Regions from separate parts of the Mus musculus genome. Here all the other regions are linked to region 2. Evidence: chromatin loops called from intact Hi-C (ENCODE). Cell type or tissue: heart. All regions are shown on one strand.

Region 1 (4,000 bases), 450 kb before region 2:
AGCAAACTCCAGGGATTCAACTCCCCAAGGCATCACTCATGTTGGATGGCTTTGTTAATGATGCAGGTAGCTGACTATGTCAACCATGTTCCTACAAGAACAATAAAAATATTCCTCCCCTTCTTGGGCAAGAGACACAGTTCTGTGTGTGTTTGGGTGTTTTGACAGAAGCTTCCAAAAACAGTGAAGAGCCACCCAAAATGGAATGCCTCCAACTGGTGGCCCAGCTTAAGGAGAAAGTGAGAGGAAAACCTTTCATCTTCATCTATTTGGACCACAGATGGAATACGACAGGCTACTTTCCAACTTCCAACCCTGCCTCCCTCTCCCCATCTGCATCCCACTCCCACCTGTCTCCCACTCATCCCCAAATGCCTCCTAGCCCTCCCCATCCTATCTCCCACTTTCCACCCTGCCTTTCTCACCATGATAGACTCTAACAAAACAAGATAAAACTTTCCTTTCCATAATTCTAAGATATTTTTGTTGGATATTTATTCAAAGCAACAAGAAATATCACTGATGCACCAAACAATATTTGGATGAAGCCATCTCCTATCTCTCAACATCCTCTATCTGGGAGGAACAGACGTTTTTTCACATCTCTGTTGGGAGCTATTAAGACAACTCTTGATCTCTGAATTGGGCCTCTCCCCCTGAAAAGAAAAGGGGGTCAAAAGCGGGCCACCAACACATGGATTCTGAGAACAACCACGGGATGTTCCAGCCCTAAGTCATCACTGATGTCCTGACCACACCCTGATACCACCAAGTTCCTGCTTCCCCGTGTAACTGCCTAAGAATGTGCAATTATATTGCCCCCTCCCACTGATAAGTACTTCTCCTTTTGCTTGTATTGCCCCACCCCTCCCACTGATAAGTATCTGTACTTCCCCTTTTGCTTGTGCATTTAAGCCTTGGGCCTTTCTCAATACATTTGGGGCTTTGATGCATTCCAGAAAGGTTTCCGTGTTGTTATTCCCGCAAGACCCTCGTCTCTCTCTACCCCCCATTTGGTTCTTAGGAGGAGGTCCCCTCGAGACCCTCTAATAACTGGACCTGTTGGACGGGTCAAGTGGCGTCTAACGTGGGGCACAAGGTACGACCACCCTTCGGACAGCAGATTAAAGAGGTACCGCGCAGACAGTGAGACAGTGGGACAGTCCACCGCCACTTCGCTCAAGTGTCGAGGACGGTCGTCTGAGAGGTAAGCCTAGGCATTCAGTTGTTGTCCCATTAACTATGGGGAAGGTTCTGTCCAAAGAGGCAGTCTTTATTCAAGAGATGAAGTGTTCTCTTAAGGAGAGAGGGATAAGAGTTAAAAAAAAAGGAATTTAATAAAATATTTTTGTTTTGTGGACGAGAGATGTCCATGGCTGGTATTGAATGGTTCTGAAATACACCCTTTAACTTAGAATAAAGTAGGCAAAGATATTGATGCGTTGATAAAACAAGGAGAAGATGTCCCCAAGTCCTTTTTAGTTATTGGGGAATCATCAGAGACCTCCTTGAGCAGGCAGAAAAGGGCGGAAAAGGTGCTAGCCTCCTAGCCCTTACTGAAGATTTTTTAGAAAACTCCCGATCACCATCGCCATCTCACAAAAGCGAAACTAAGCCACCGGTGCACAGTATCTCTATTAGAAGGTTTAGCAGGAGAAGGCTACTTAATACCCAATGAATGAAATAAAGTTGTTCAGTCTGTCCTCACTAGAGGCCAATATTTAACTTGGAAGTCAGAGTTTAGGGCTGCCCTGAGAAGTAAAACCAAGAGTTTAGGTATAAATGGTATGATCAAGCTTTGAAATGAGGTAGATGTGTTTTCTCAACAAGTTTCTAAGTCTATTAACCTGGCCATTAGGGCTGCTCTACAAGTAAATATAGGAGAAAAAACTTGATATAGATGCAACCAACATAGACATTTTTGCTAGAGAATGCCCTACACAAACACAGAACACCCTAGTAACTGCGGTCCAGGGAAACGGCCAGAGGGCCCCCCCTTACAAGGCCCGTCTCCCCTAATAACAACTGCAGACAACCCCCTAACCCCCACGGGAGATTGTGCAGGGTTCCAACCGAGAGCACAGCGAGCTCGGGAGTGTGGCCTTCTTCGCCCCGGGCCCCTTACGGCCTCAGCCCATGCTGGGTGAGCCCGAGGAGCCCGGGAGCAGCCTCGGTCCCTACCCTACAAATGCCAGGAGCCTTTGCCCTCGAGGCAGCCACTGGCTAGGCCTGAAGGCCAAGGCTGGGGCTTCGGGACTTCTGCGGCCTAAGGCAGTGGGTCTGAGCAAGAACACTCTGCCATCACAGGCCCGCCCGTGGCCGAGCACTCAGACCTAGATGAACAGAGGCCTCGGTGAGCCTAGACTAAGGTGAGCGGAGGGGGGCACGGGGGGCGGGGGGGGGGCTCTTCCACTGATTTACTGTGGTCTATATTGAATGCTTCTGCTTTAGCCTTGTTGGTAAGACACAAAGAGATAATGCCTCAGAATTTGCTAAGTGTGGACTGATGATGGCTTAAAAAAAAAGATTCAGCATGGTAAACTTTTAGGCAGCGGGTCTGAGCAAGAACATTCTGCCATTGCAGGCATGCCCGTGGCTGAGCACTCAGACCTGGATGAACCGAGGCCTCGATGGGCCTAGACGAAAAGGGGGGGGGGAGGGGGCCTCTTCCACTGATGTACTATGGTCTATATTAAATGTTTCTGCTTTAGCCTTATTTAGAAATTTTACCCTGCTTTCAGATGCTAGGCAGCTTCCCTTCAAGTCAGTTCAGCTTACCTTGACAGAACTCTCTGGGATAGGAAGTTGTGTGTTGGGCCCAGCCATGCTTCCTCCGGGGCCCTTGCTAGAGATTTGCAATAACACGTTTAGAGTAAATAAAAATGGGTTTCAAAGAGACTTCATAAAGGTCAAAATATAGCTCAATTCTTACTGTTACCTTTTTTACAACTCCCCAATCCTACATTGTGTCAAAAAATTCATAGATTAGGTTTTATTGGAAGTTAAGAAAGCATTTCCTAAAACATATATAATTCATTTTGTTGATGGCGTTTTTGTTGGTTGCAGAAAATAGAGAGCGTTTTTGCAGATGGCTATAAAATATTTGACTAAGTGTGGACTGATAATGGCTTCAAAAAAGATTCAGCATGGTAAACTTTTAGGCTATTTGAGACATTTAGTGTATAGAGATTGTGTGTTTTCTCAAAAATTTGCCCTAAGATTAAATAAATTAAAAGTTTTAGAAGCTGTAAGAAAATTTTGGATTTTAATCTTGGGTTTGACAAGCTGCCTCTTAGAAGCAAGAAAGGAAAGGAAGGGATAGAGGAAAATGGATTTTTGAACTCTTCCAGGGACAAAGAGAAATCAGGGGACACCCTGTTTTATTCTCTCTGGCCCCTACAGGAGAAGCTCTCTACCCTCTTTCTATTGTCTATGTTTGGTGCACCAATCACGTCAATTCATGTATGTTTTTTGTCTCGTTGTCTGAATGATTGTTTCGTTGTCTGAATGACTGGCTGTTTTATGTTTCATGTTGAAAAGAAAAGAAAAAACAATGGTTAAAACTGTACCGGCTGAATCACTCTCAGTTTGCACAACTGAGGCTTAGAGGCCCCTCCCTTTAGCCAAAAATCAAGCACAGCAAGAGAGGTCCTGCTGAAAAACTTGTTTTTTAAAAAAAGGAATCTACAACCTCTTAGTTCTAAGGCAAATAAGCTGATAGTTGTTTCTTCCTAAAAAATTCTCTGCAATTTTGTGATTATTGTGTTTAGCAAATGACAAAGTGTGTTTTTATCTTATAAGTATAGCTATAAAAAGTAAAATTCTTTGATCTAAATTTACAAGATTCGTGTAGCCACTTCATTTGGTTTCTGATTGGTCTTAAAGGTATAAATATGATCTGCATATCTTGGTCATAGAGAATTGGCTTATAAGTTATTTGGGTATGATTAAAAAGGTATAACACTGGTTACAAAGTTAGCTTAAGTAGTAACTCAGGGCT
Region 2 (4,000 bases):
ATTAAACTGATTATAGTCGGACCGCTATTAGATAAATTTCTGATACTCAAAACTGCAAAGAAAACTCCACCAGTCTCCCAAGCATCACCAATTAATTGCTCTTAGATAGTAATCAGACTTTCTCCTACTCAGAGCACATTCCAAGAGGTTGTAAAACAATTTACCAAACGTCATAAAAAGGAAACTAATGATTTATTATAGGTGCTAGAAATAGTTCCTAGAAAACGATATAGGACTGTGTTTATCTCTACAAAACTTTACTAATAACTTAGTTATGGTTTTAAACCTTCAGGGAACCTGAGGATCTGATACAGGCGATGGATACTTAGCCATTAGTAATTACTCCTAATGGATATGCATGTAACCATTCTCTGTTGTAAACTTCTATTTCAGTTTATGATTTGATTTTTTGTGAGAACTTGTGATGAACTTGGTAACATGTGATCGTGTATACTGAAAGATGTTTAAGTAGTGAGGACAAAGAGATAAGGAAAAGAGAAAGGAGAAGATTTTTGCCCTTCCCCACTTAGGATCTTTTTGCTTTTCCTCTTAGATAGCTTTCATAGGTAACTTTTGACAACTTAGTAATAAACTCCAGAACCACTTCTTTGAGCATCCCATTTTCTTCCTGTGACTTCTGACTTGCAGGCTAAAAGTTAGAGCCCAGCAGTTCCTTCTGAGATAGAGCAAAGGCCACATTGCTTAATCCTCAGCTGTTAGGCTACAGGTGATAATCACCTAAGCCATCAGTCTTCTACCCTCAGAAAGAGCAAGGAAGTTTTTAGGCTCAAATGCTCAAAGCAAGTATGAAGTACATGGCATAAGGGAAGCCTGAACTACAGATGTTGCTGTAAACAGACAGATATGTAATTTCTTTACAAATAGGAATGAATCTGTTGTTTTCTGGGAAACATTGGAGAATAGAAACAAGTAACAGATCAGGGCACCTATGCATAAAGAAAATGGAATTTAAAAAGTAATACCAAGGGCTGGAGAGATGGCTCAGTGGTTAAGAGCACCAACTGCTAGTCTGAAGGTCCTGAGTCAAATCCCTGCAACCACATGGTGGCTCAAAACCATCCATAAAGAAATCTGATGCCCTCTTCTGGAGTGTCTGAAAACTGCTACAGTGTACTTACATATAATAAATAAATAAATCTTTAAAAAGGAAAAATATATAATTTTAAAAAATTTGTCACTGTACTGATTAGAAAAGGATCAGGCCTTTCTTTGTAGAAGGAATGGCATTAATGAGATAGTGTTTGACCTTGCCCCTAAGTGCTTTGTTAACTACTGAGATCTATAATGTGACAGACATACACAGAGACAGCTAATGGCATGTGTTTTACATTTCTGAGCTCAATTAAATATGTCAACAAGGATTGCACAAATCTACATAATACAGATCCTAAAATGGGAATTCATTACCCACTGGCTCAAGCTAACCTGTCCAAACAAAACACCCACCAATCTAGTTTTACTAAATTACATGCAGAAATGAATGCAGTCTGTGAAGTTACAAAATCATTCTCACTGCCTGAATCAGGTCCTTCTCCATAACAGTGATCCCTGCAGCACACTCCCTTTTCCTTTGGTCTGTGACCTAGCTCTTGTCTGCACTGTTTTACCTGACAGTGTACACAGTAAGCTGTTCCTCTGGTTCTCGTCCTGCCAAGTGTATTTCCACACACAAGCCCCTGACACAAAGATTTTGTCCAGATGCTGCCAGACAATAAAGTTATTCAGAGGCTACAGCCGGGTCCAAGGAGAGACTAGGTCCACAAAGGAGGGCACAGGTGGCCCGATATACCTGGCTGATGCTTACCATCCATGCGCTGTTAAGACCTACTACACAGGCATCCTTTGCTAAGAAGCTTGCCCCCCCCCCCTTTTTTTATGGGAGATGACTTTGTACTTACCATGTCTGAAGTTCTGAGCTTGCCTGAGCTACCTCGCAGCACTCACTGAAGACAGTAAGAACGCAACACATAGAAACACTCAGGTCACCTGAGTTACAGAGAGAAACTTGAGGGCTTAGTACCAGGAAGAGCCACCTCCTCTTCTGACTGGCAGCTCCGTGTGGGGTTCTGATTGGCTACTGAGTCTTGAAAGACAGGAACACCACCCTTAAAGTTAGAGTGTGTTAAAAGTACACAGCTTAGTGTTTCCAGCCTGGGCCAATCCTTTTTCAGATCTGCGGCTTTGTAGGACAGTAGCAGTAGTGAGTCTCCTCCAATAGCTGATCTGTCTGTTCTCCCGCCAATTCCTTGGGAGGGGCTAAGATTCCAGATCAATGCTGCTTGCCTGCCTGCTTCTCCCCTTTGTGGGCAGTGCCCTTTGTTCATTGCTGTGCAAATTTAGAACTTGCCTGATGTCTAAGCACTGCACTCAGGAGGCACTTCTTCTTCCTGCTAGAATGAAGGTGAATAGCTTGCATAGCCCATCAATCAGCTTACATTGGAGTCACCAATTTGTCCTGCAAGTGGGTGGTTGGTCAGGATATTAGTAATTACAGAAATTAAACAGAGATTTTAGGAAACAAGATCTTGTTCTGTTGCTTCTGACTGGGTTCAGGTCCACTACAAGTATGTTCCACATGATGGTTATGAGCAAACTACAGCACAGAGCAGGAAACACAAGACAGATATTATGGCCTTGCTGGCTTTCCTGGCCTTTGTGGCCATCAGGTATGGACAGAGAACCAAATTAGAGCACAGAGGCAGGGAGATTACTGAGTTTTAGGATCGCCAGTACTGACCTCAGAAATGGGGGTCCAAACACTGCCTACAGGAGTTTTTGGCCCATTGCCTCCAGGGACGTGGGATAACTTCAGGACTGAAGCAGCACTATTATAAAAATACTACAGATCTATTCACATATTACAGACAATGATTATGCAGGAGAAATTAGAATTATGGCTGCCCCATTATAACTGTACCTGCTAACAAAAGAATTGTTCAACTTAATTTAGTTCCCTTGCATCTGCTAAATGTGTGAGAGGACAAGGTGGCTTTGGTTTCACTGATGTGTACTGGGTCCAATCTGTTGCTATTAAGAGACCTAACCTTAAAGTACTAATTGAAGGAAACTGTTTGGAAGGATTAGTAGGCACTGGAGCTGATGTACTCCCTCACCTCCAAAGGACTGGTTATTCCAATGACCCAAAATAAAGTTCAAAACCTAAGATGTATGAAAGGATAATGACCCTGGGACTTAAGAGGACATTCAAGGGCTGGTGAGATGGCTCAGTGAGTAAGAGCACCTGACTGTTCTTCCTAAGGTCCGAAGTTCAAATCCCAGTAACCACATGGTGGCTCACAACCACCTGTAATGAAATATGATGCCCTCTTCTGGTGTATCTGAAGACAGCTACAGTGTACTTACATTAAATAAACAAACAAATAAATAAATAAATAAATAAATAAATAAATAAATCTTTAAAAAAAGAAGAGGACATTGAAAACTGGCTTACTTACTTTAGCAGATGTTTCAAAAAGTAGGTGTAAGATTATTATTGACTTAAAAGATCAGTTTTATAGTATTCCTTTGCATCTTGAGGGTTGTAAAAGGTTTGCATTTGATGTATCTGCTTGTAATTTTAAATAAGCCGCGAAGTGATATCATTGGACTCCCTTCAATGGAATTCCTCAAGGAAGGGTCAGTAGCCCTACATTTTGTCAAAAATTTGTTTCTGCTTCAATATAAGAGGTTAGGACTTTGAATCCTACTCTGTTTATTGATCATGATATGGATATTTTATTAGATTCTTCCTCTGAAAGAGTATTTCTATAGGCCTTTGTTATGATATAAAAAGCTTTAAAATTTTGGGAAAGAAAAGATTCAAAGACAATATCCTTTTCAAGATTTGGGCCATCAGTTATATCCTAAAGAAATTGTTGACCAGAAAATTCAAATAAGAAAAGATAGTTTACTTACTTTAAATTACTTTCAAAAGCTGTTAGGAAATGTTAGTTGGCTAAGACCTCACCTTAAGCTTGCC
Region 3 (4,000 bases), 460 kb before region 2:
GATGTGAAATTAAGGGATGGGGAAAATTGGATTCTTAGCGGAGTTGCTGGTTTTGCTGAGCCAACTGGTTCCTTACCAAGTTGTGCAAGTTCACAACTAAAACAAAAGTTGAGCTGAATTGGTTTGCATAATTCTTGGGTTCGTGGAATGTGCTGGGACTCACCAAAATCCTCCAAGTTGATCCGGACATCCTTGTTGGTCTGGATTTGCCATGGGCCCTTCTCAAAGATTTCTGTCTGTCCCAGATGGTTTGAGCTTGGAGGTGCAGTACAGACAGACAGGCTGCTCAGAAAGAAGAGACAGAGATCGATAGTAGAGGCTGCCCAGAGCTATAATCAGAAAAAAGAATAGAGAGAAATCGATGAGATTTGTTGAATTGCTTTTAGGGATAAATGAGACAGCAGTAATTGTTTAAGAGTGTTTGAGGCAGTCTCTGTGGAGGGCCTTAAGATCCCCAGAGGACTCCCCACACGGCTGGCACACTAGCACACCCAGTTCCTTGAGATCACTGGTGAGTGGAACGCAACATCAGTTCCAAAAAATCCAGAGGGTCTTGTGCTAGCAAAAACAGGGTCAAAGGACATAGGCAGGCCCTAGCACACCCAGAATTTTGGGATCACTGAAACCAGTTTATGCAGAAGAGTACATGGGCAGCAGAAGCAACCAAGTTTCTTGGACAGGTTCCCTTCAGGCCTTCATCCTCAGCCAGAAGACAGAGCTGGCACGCAGCATGGACACCTTCACTGCCAGAGGAGAATCGGCCTCTGGGGAGGGCTCTGACCTCAGGAATCAGGAGGTGGATCTGAGCTCCAGACTTCTGTGCACCTTCTCTGCAAGAGGATAGCTTGCCTGCAGAGACTGTTCTGACCACTGGGACACAGGAGAGAGTTAGTCTCCCAGGAATGCTGACAGGGGTTAAAGAATCACAGGAGGAACAAGCTCCAACCAGAGACAGGTAGAACATCTAACACCAGAGACTACCAGATGGCGAAAGGCAAATGAAAGAATCTTACTAACAGAAAGCAGGACCACTGAGCCTCATCAGAACCAGTATGCCCACCACAGCGAGTCTTGAATACGCCAACACACCTGAAAAGCAAGATTCGAATCTAAAATCTTATCTCATGATGCTGGTATAGGATGTTCAGAAGTGCATTAATAACTCACTTAAAGAAATTCAGGAGATCACCAGTAAACAGGTAGAAGCGCTTAAAAAGGAAGCACAAAAAGTCCCTCAAGGAATTATAGGAAATCACTGCTACACAGGTAGAAGACCTTAAAGAGGAAAGATAAAAATCCCATAAAGAATTACAAGAAAATACAACCAAAGAGGTGATAGAATTGAACAAATCCATCCAAGATCTAAAAATGGAAATAGAAATAATAAAGAAAACCCAAAGGGAGACAACTCTGTAGATAGAAACCCTAGGAAAGAAATAAGGAACATTAGATGCAAGCATCACAACAATAGAAGAGATGGAAGGGAGAGACCCAGGTACAGAAGATTCCATAGAGAACATGGATACAACAATCAAAGAAAATGCAAAATGCAAAATAATCCTAACCCAAAACATGCAGGAAATCTGAGATGTAAAGAGAAGACCAAACCTACAGATAATAGGTATAGATGAGAATGGAGAATTTCAACTCAAAGCACCAGTAAATATCTTCACCAAAATTACAGAAGAAAATTTCCCCAACCAAAAAGAGATGCCATGAACATACAAGGGACCTATAGAACTCCAAATAGACAGGACCAGAAAAGTATCTCCTGACACATAATAATCAGAACAACAAACACACTAAATAAAGATACAATATTGAAAACAGTAAGGGAAAAAGGTCAGGTAACATATAGAGGCAGGGCTATTAGAATTACACCAGATGGTCCCTTCCAGTCGGTGCCAGCACAGGGTCACCTTGGCGAACACCCCTAAGGTCCCTAGAGGACGTGATCTTAGGACCATTGGTGTGTGGAACACAACTTCTGTTCCAATCCATCGGGCACGGGACCTGTGACAGCATTAGGGACCCAGAAAACCCGCCTGACCAGAGTTACAAGTCCCTTCCAGTTGGTGCCAGTACCTGGTCACTTTGTGTGCAGAGTTGGCGGACACCCCCACGGTCCCTAGAGGACTGTCTACACTAACTTAGGACCAGAGAGCTCCACGCTCCTCAAAGGAAACACTACCTCCAGGCACTGTAACATGCCCAGGATCTTTGACAATAGGATCCTAGGATAAAAGGAGCTTGGTCACACCAGTATTTCAGGGTCTCAGAGGAAGCTTGACTGCCAAAATCCCTGACACACTCAGAATCTCAGATTCACGGGAGCCCACAAGCAAAGGATCACAGAGAAAGCTGGACTCTAGGGGTCCTGAATCAACTGGGATTGTAGGAACGACAGGCTCCAATCAGATATATTGAGGGCAGCAAATACTTGAGATAATCAGAGGGCAGGACGAAAACTTAAGAACAGAAGCAACAGAAACCAAGGTTACTTGGCATCATCGGAACCAAACTCTCCCACCATAGCAAGTCCTGGATACACCATCACACCAGAAAAGCAAGACATGGGTCTAAAGTCACTTCTTATGATGATGATGGAGGATTTTAATTAGGAAATACAGGAAAACGCTGGTGAACAGCTAGAAACCCTTAAGGAGGAAACAAAAAATGCCTTAGAGAGTTACAGGAAAACAATACCAAACAGGAGATGGAATTGAACAAAACCATCCAGGATCTAAAAAGGTAATAGAAACAAAAGAAAACCTAAAGGGAGACAACTCTGGAGATAGAAACCCTAGGAAAGAAATCAGGAACCGTAGATGTGAGTGAGCATCAGCAATAGAATACAGGATATAGAAGAGAGAATCTCAGGTGCAGAATATTCCATAGGGAACATGGACACAACAATAAAAGAAAATGCAAAATGCAAAAGGATCCTAACTCAAAACATCCAGGAAATCCAGGATACAATGAGATGACCAAACCTATAGATAACAGAAGTTGTCGAGAATGAAGATTTTCAACTTAAAGGCCAGCAAATATCTTCAACAAAATTATAGAAGAAAACTTTCCATACTTAAAAAAGAGATGTCCATGAACATACAAGAAGCCTACAGAACTCCAAATAGACTGGAACAGAATTGAAATTCCTCCCGACACATAGTAGTCAAAATAACAAATGCACTAAATAAAGACAAAATATTAAAAGCAGCAATGGAAAAAGATCACGTAACATATAAAGGCAGGCCCATTAGAATTACTGCAGACTTTTCACCAGAGACTATGAAAGCTAGAAGATCCTGGTCAGATGTTATACGGACACTAAGAGAAGACAACTGCCAGCCCAGGTTACTATAACCAGCCAAACTCTCAATTACCATAGATGGAGAAAGCAAAAGTATTCCATAACAAAACCAGATTCACAAAATATCCTTGCACGAATCCAGCCCTTCAAAGAATAATAACAGAAGAAAATCAATACAAGGACGGAATATATGCCCTAGAAAAAGCAAGAAAGTAACCCTTCAACAAACCTAAAAGGAGACAGCCACAAGAACAGAATGCCAACTCTAACAACAAAAATAATAGCAACAATAACTTTTCCTTAATATCTCTTAATATCAATGGACTCAATTCCCAATAAAAAGACATAGACTAACAGACTGGCTACATTTTGTTGCTTACAGGAAACCCACCTCAGGAAAAAGACACTACCCCAGAGTGAAAGGCTGGAAAACAATTTTCCAAGCAAACTGTCCGAAGAAACAAGCTGGAGTAGCCATTCTAATATCTAACAAAATCAACTTCCAACCCAAAGTTATCAAAAAAGACAAGGAGGGGTACTTTATACTCATCAAAGGTAAAATATTCCAAGAGGAACTCTCAATTCTGAATATCTATCCTCCAAATGCAAGGGAAGCCACATTCATTAAAGAAACTTTAGTAAAGCTCAAAGCACACATTGCACCTCACACAATAATAGTGGGAGACT
Region 4 (4,000 bases), 240 kb before region 2:
GACAGCATTGGAAAAGTAATGGTTTGATTTCTAGAATTCTTGACCCTTCCGTATTCAGGTTTGTGTGACTAATTTTATAGTGTAGAAGTTAGTTGTAAAGATCTGACAGTGATCATCCTTCAGAAATATTTGATTAGATTCCTTTTACCTTTCTGTTACCTATTGTCAAAATGGCATGATTCACAGAAATTCAATTCTTGGTTACAAAAGGAGCTTCTGAAATGCAGAAGTTTCTCAGGTGTTGATGGTGCTGGGTGGGTGGATAGGATAGATTGGAATGTAATGCATATGGCAGGAAGCAGACATTAAATTATCATTCATCATTGTTTTGTATATGGGCTCCTGTGGGTCTGGTTTAGCCTGAAATCACTAAGGGTCATGAACAGCTATAGAACAATAGCTCAACTTTCTGATCATCTATAATGACAGAGGGAGCTCTAGAGCATGGGGCCTCTCTGTTCAGAAGACAGATCAGTAGTAACTAGGGTCAAATTTATAACAGTTTAGGGGTGACTTTGAGTTATCTTTATTGGAGTCATGAAATATGATTTTATTTTATTTCTATACACACACTAGCACAGGTAACATTAGTCAAGTTCACATTGTTCCTGGTGTAGTTGCCTTAGTTATTGAAAAAAAGTTGAAAATTGGTCACATGGAAATGGGCAGAGGAAGCTTTCCCTGATACTGTGTTGCAGTTCTGTGGGCTACTATGAGAATTGTGTCTAGGATAACAGATAGTGGGCTTGTTCTTTAGACAGACTTCTTGCTCTTCGGGAGAACTGACTATGGTTGAGATTGGGGTATCTGCCCATAGTTGGGGGCTAAGAAGGGTTGGGGACATCTGGCAAGTAGGGAAGGGGAGATGGAAAAAAGTCTTTTGTATCTACAGGTGACATGGGTAGGTGAGAGGAAACTGCAGTCTTAAGGGAACTCTTGTATATTTGGTCTCAGGGAACAAAAATGGGGAAGGTCTAGCAGCATTCTACTTGGTTCCAAACCCAACATCTTAATATGAAAGCGTCAGGTTCCCAGAGATCATTAATTAATTTAAGTTTGTGTTGTCCAATTGTGAAAGACTGGATTAAAAAGTACTATGTGGTTGGGCAGTGCAGTCAGCGAATATTCATTTTGAAGTACACCTTTACACTGTTATCTGTATCATATATATATGTGTGTGTGTGTGTGTGTGTGTATATATATATATATATATATATACATATATATGTACACACGTTTGGGATCTTTTAGGATTTAGTCACCTATGATGATGTGCAGGTGAACTTCACTCAGGAAGAGTGGGCTTTGCTGGATCCTTCTCAGAAGAGTCTCTACAAAGATGTGATGCTAGAGACCCATAGAAATCTCACAGCTATAGGTAATATTGTGATTCTTTAAATTTACTTTGTAACGTGTATGCACAACTGTTTCTTTGTTATTGTTATTTGTTTTTGTAATTTCAATTGAGAGTGAGGAATAATATGTTGAATAAATCACTCATGGTTTTAAAGTTCAATGGAGTTAGTAATTTAAATGTTACCTAATTGCCAATAATGTAACATACTTTCTCTGGTACTGGGTTTAGGTTACATTTGGGAAGAACATACAATTGAAGACCATTTTCAAACTTCTAGAAGTCATGGAAGGTAATTTTCCTCTGCAAGCTGATGAAAAAAATGCCTATGAAGAAAGTTTAACATGTGCTACAAGTAGTAAAGAAAACCACTAGGGTACAATAAGCACTGATTTCAGTCATGGATGTTTACTGAATTTCATAAAATCATATATGTCTATGGCAGATATGAAATTATTGTTTGCAAGGCATTCCTTTAGTTCAAAGAAAGAGAAATAATGGCTTAACAGATATGTTACTGTTTAAATCAAGCCTAGTAGAGCTATGCTGTACAAGTGTGAGTGTCTTCAGTCTTATATCGCTTAACTATTGCAAAAGGAACACACAGTGATTAGGTGACAAGTATATTTCTAAAACCTAGTATTGAGCAAATAATCCATAGTATATCTGAGCTTGATGATATACTTGTAATAACATTGCTAAATTTAGTGATATGAACAGTTCATAAGATTCAAGAATGGTTTTGTGGAAAAACCTTAATCTCTCTACCACATCTCTGTGATGAAAAAAAAAGTCAGCTCTGGATGTAATGTGGAATTTTCACTTGTTATTCACTTTTGATGTGGATGTCAAAGGTTAGGAAGGATACAAGCCTTGTGAGCATTGGAGTATTGAAAGAAGCCACATACCTTTCACTTTTACAGAACAATTAGAGGATATGCAGTATAACATACTTTCAGCAACATTCTAAATGTCCTATAAGTTTATAAATAATTTGTTTCCGAACATTGCTGGGGACATTTACCAACTCAAACTGCTGAAAATAGTGATGAGAATTTAGGCAGTAGAATTTTTTTCTTTTACATTTGTTCATATTCCAAATGTAGTATTACTCTCATGATAACAAAATTTGTGAATGCAATCATTGTGCAAATACTGTGAGTTCTTCCTGTTTTTTTTTCAAATATGTGAGTAACCTTTTATAGAAAAAGTATGTTATAAAGGTGAGCCAGATAATCAGTACTGTTCCCATTTCATGTACCCTCAAAGATGTAAAACAATCCATAATTTAGTAGAACTCCTTTGAATGTAAACAAAGTAATATTATGTTAACATTTGATTGCTCTTTTCAATGAAACCAAATTTTAAAAGAATTCATACAGATGAAAAGACTCATCAGTATAATCAATGTAAGAAAGATTTCACATATGCTAATTGTATTTGTAGGCATGAAAGAAGTTGTTCTGCAGAGCAACCCTCTGAGTTCATTCAATGTGGTAAAGCCTTTGCATATGAGAGTCATAGTCAAAGGTATGAAATAAAACATACTGGAGAGAAACACCATGACTGTAACCAATGTGGAAAAGCCTTTGCAAGAAGTGATGACCTCCAAAAACATAAACGAACACATACAGGAGAGAAACCCTACAAATGTAACCAATGTGGTAAATCCTTTGCAAGAAGTGGTGACCTCCAAAAACATAAACGAACACATACAGGAGAGAAACCCTATGAATGTAATCAATGTGGAAAAGCCTTTGCAAGAAACTGTGACCTCCAAAAACATAAGCGAACACATACAGGAGAGAAACCCTATGAATGTAATCAATGTGGAAAAGCCTTTGCAAGAAAATGTGACCTCCAAAAACATAAACGAACACATACAGGAGAGAAACCCTATGAATGTAAACAATGTGGTAAAGCCTTTGCAGAAAGCAGTACTCTCCAAATCCATAAGCGAACACATACAGGAGAGAAACCCTATGAATGTAACCAATGTGGTAAAGCTTTTAAAAGAAGTAGTGACCTCCAAAAACATAAACGAACACATACAGGAGAGAAACCCTATGAATGTAAACAGTGTGGTAAAGCCTTTGCAGAAAGCAGTACTCTCCAAATCCATAAGCGAACACATACAGGAGAGAAACCCTATGAATGTAATCAATGTGGTAAAGCTTTTAAAAGAAGTTGTGAACTCCAAAAACATAAGCGAACACATACAGGAGAGAAACCCTATGAATGTAACCAATGTGGTAAAGCTTTTAAAAGAAGTTGTGAACTCCAAAAACATAAACGAATACATACAGGAGAGAAACCCTACAAATGTAACCAATGTGGTAAAGCCTTTACACAGAGCAGTCATCTCCAAATACATAAGCGAACACATACAGGAGAGAAACCCTATGAATGTAATCAATGTGGAAAAGCCTTTGCAAGAAACTGTGACCTCCAAAAACATAAGCAAACACATACAGGAGAGAAACCCTATGAATGTAATCAATGTGGAAAAGCCTTTGCAAGAAAATGTGACCTCCAAAATCATAAACAAAAACATACAGGAGAGAAACCCTATGAATGTAAACAATGTGGTAAAGCCTTTGCACAAAGCAGTCATCTCCGAATACATAAGCGAACACATACAGGAGA

Evidence for each region. Peaks named below come from ENCODE experiments on the same cell type or tissue, not always from the same donor. Only the 100,000 strongest peaks of a DNase experiment are listed, where the experiment ranks them.
Region 1: a loop joins it to region 2, with 15 times the contacts of the local background. A loop is called at or near these places in 2 of 42 quality-filtered maps.
Region 3: a loop joins it to region 2, with 16 times the contacts of the local background. A loop is called at or near these places in 2 of 42 quality-filtered maps.
Region 4: it touches region 2 in a loop (14-fold over the local background); 8 of 42 quality-filtered maps call a loop at or near these places.

Annotation. Positions count from the first base shown.
Region 1 is chr2:177,521,469-177,525,468 of GRCm38, reverse strand. No RefSeq gene overlaps it. Among named protein-coding and RNA genes, the nearest start is that of Gm14403, 25 kb to the right of the region's middle. In heart, no CTCF peak of the experiment used is centred here; DNase peaks (open chromatin) are centred at 1,088 and 2,218.
Region 2 is chr2:177,072,278-177,076,277 of GRCm38, reverse strand. No RefSeq gene overlaps it. Among named protein-coding and RNA genes, the nearest start is that of Gm14413, 95 kb to the left of the region's middle. In heart, no CTCF peak of the experiment used is centred here; a DNase peak (open chromatin) is centred at 2,457.
Region 3 is chr2:177,534,087-177,538,086 of GRCm38, reverse strand. No RefSeq gene overlaps it. Among named protein-coding and RNA genes, the nearest start is that of Gm14403, 38 kb to the right of the region's middle. In heart, no CTCF peak of the experiment used is centred here; DNase peaks (open chromatin) are centred at 766 and 2,046.
Region 4 is chr2:177,314,710-177,318,709 of GRCm38, reverse strand. It overlaps the pseudogene Gm14412. Among named protein-coding and RNA genes, the nearest start is that of Gm41986, 6.2 kb to the left of the region's middle. In heart, no CTCF peak of the experiment used is centred here; no DNase peak of the experiment used is centred here.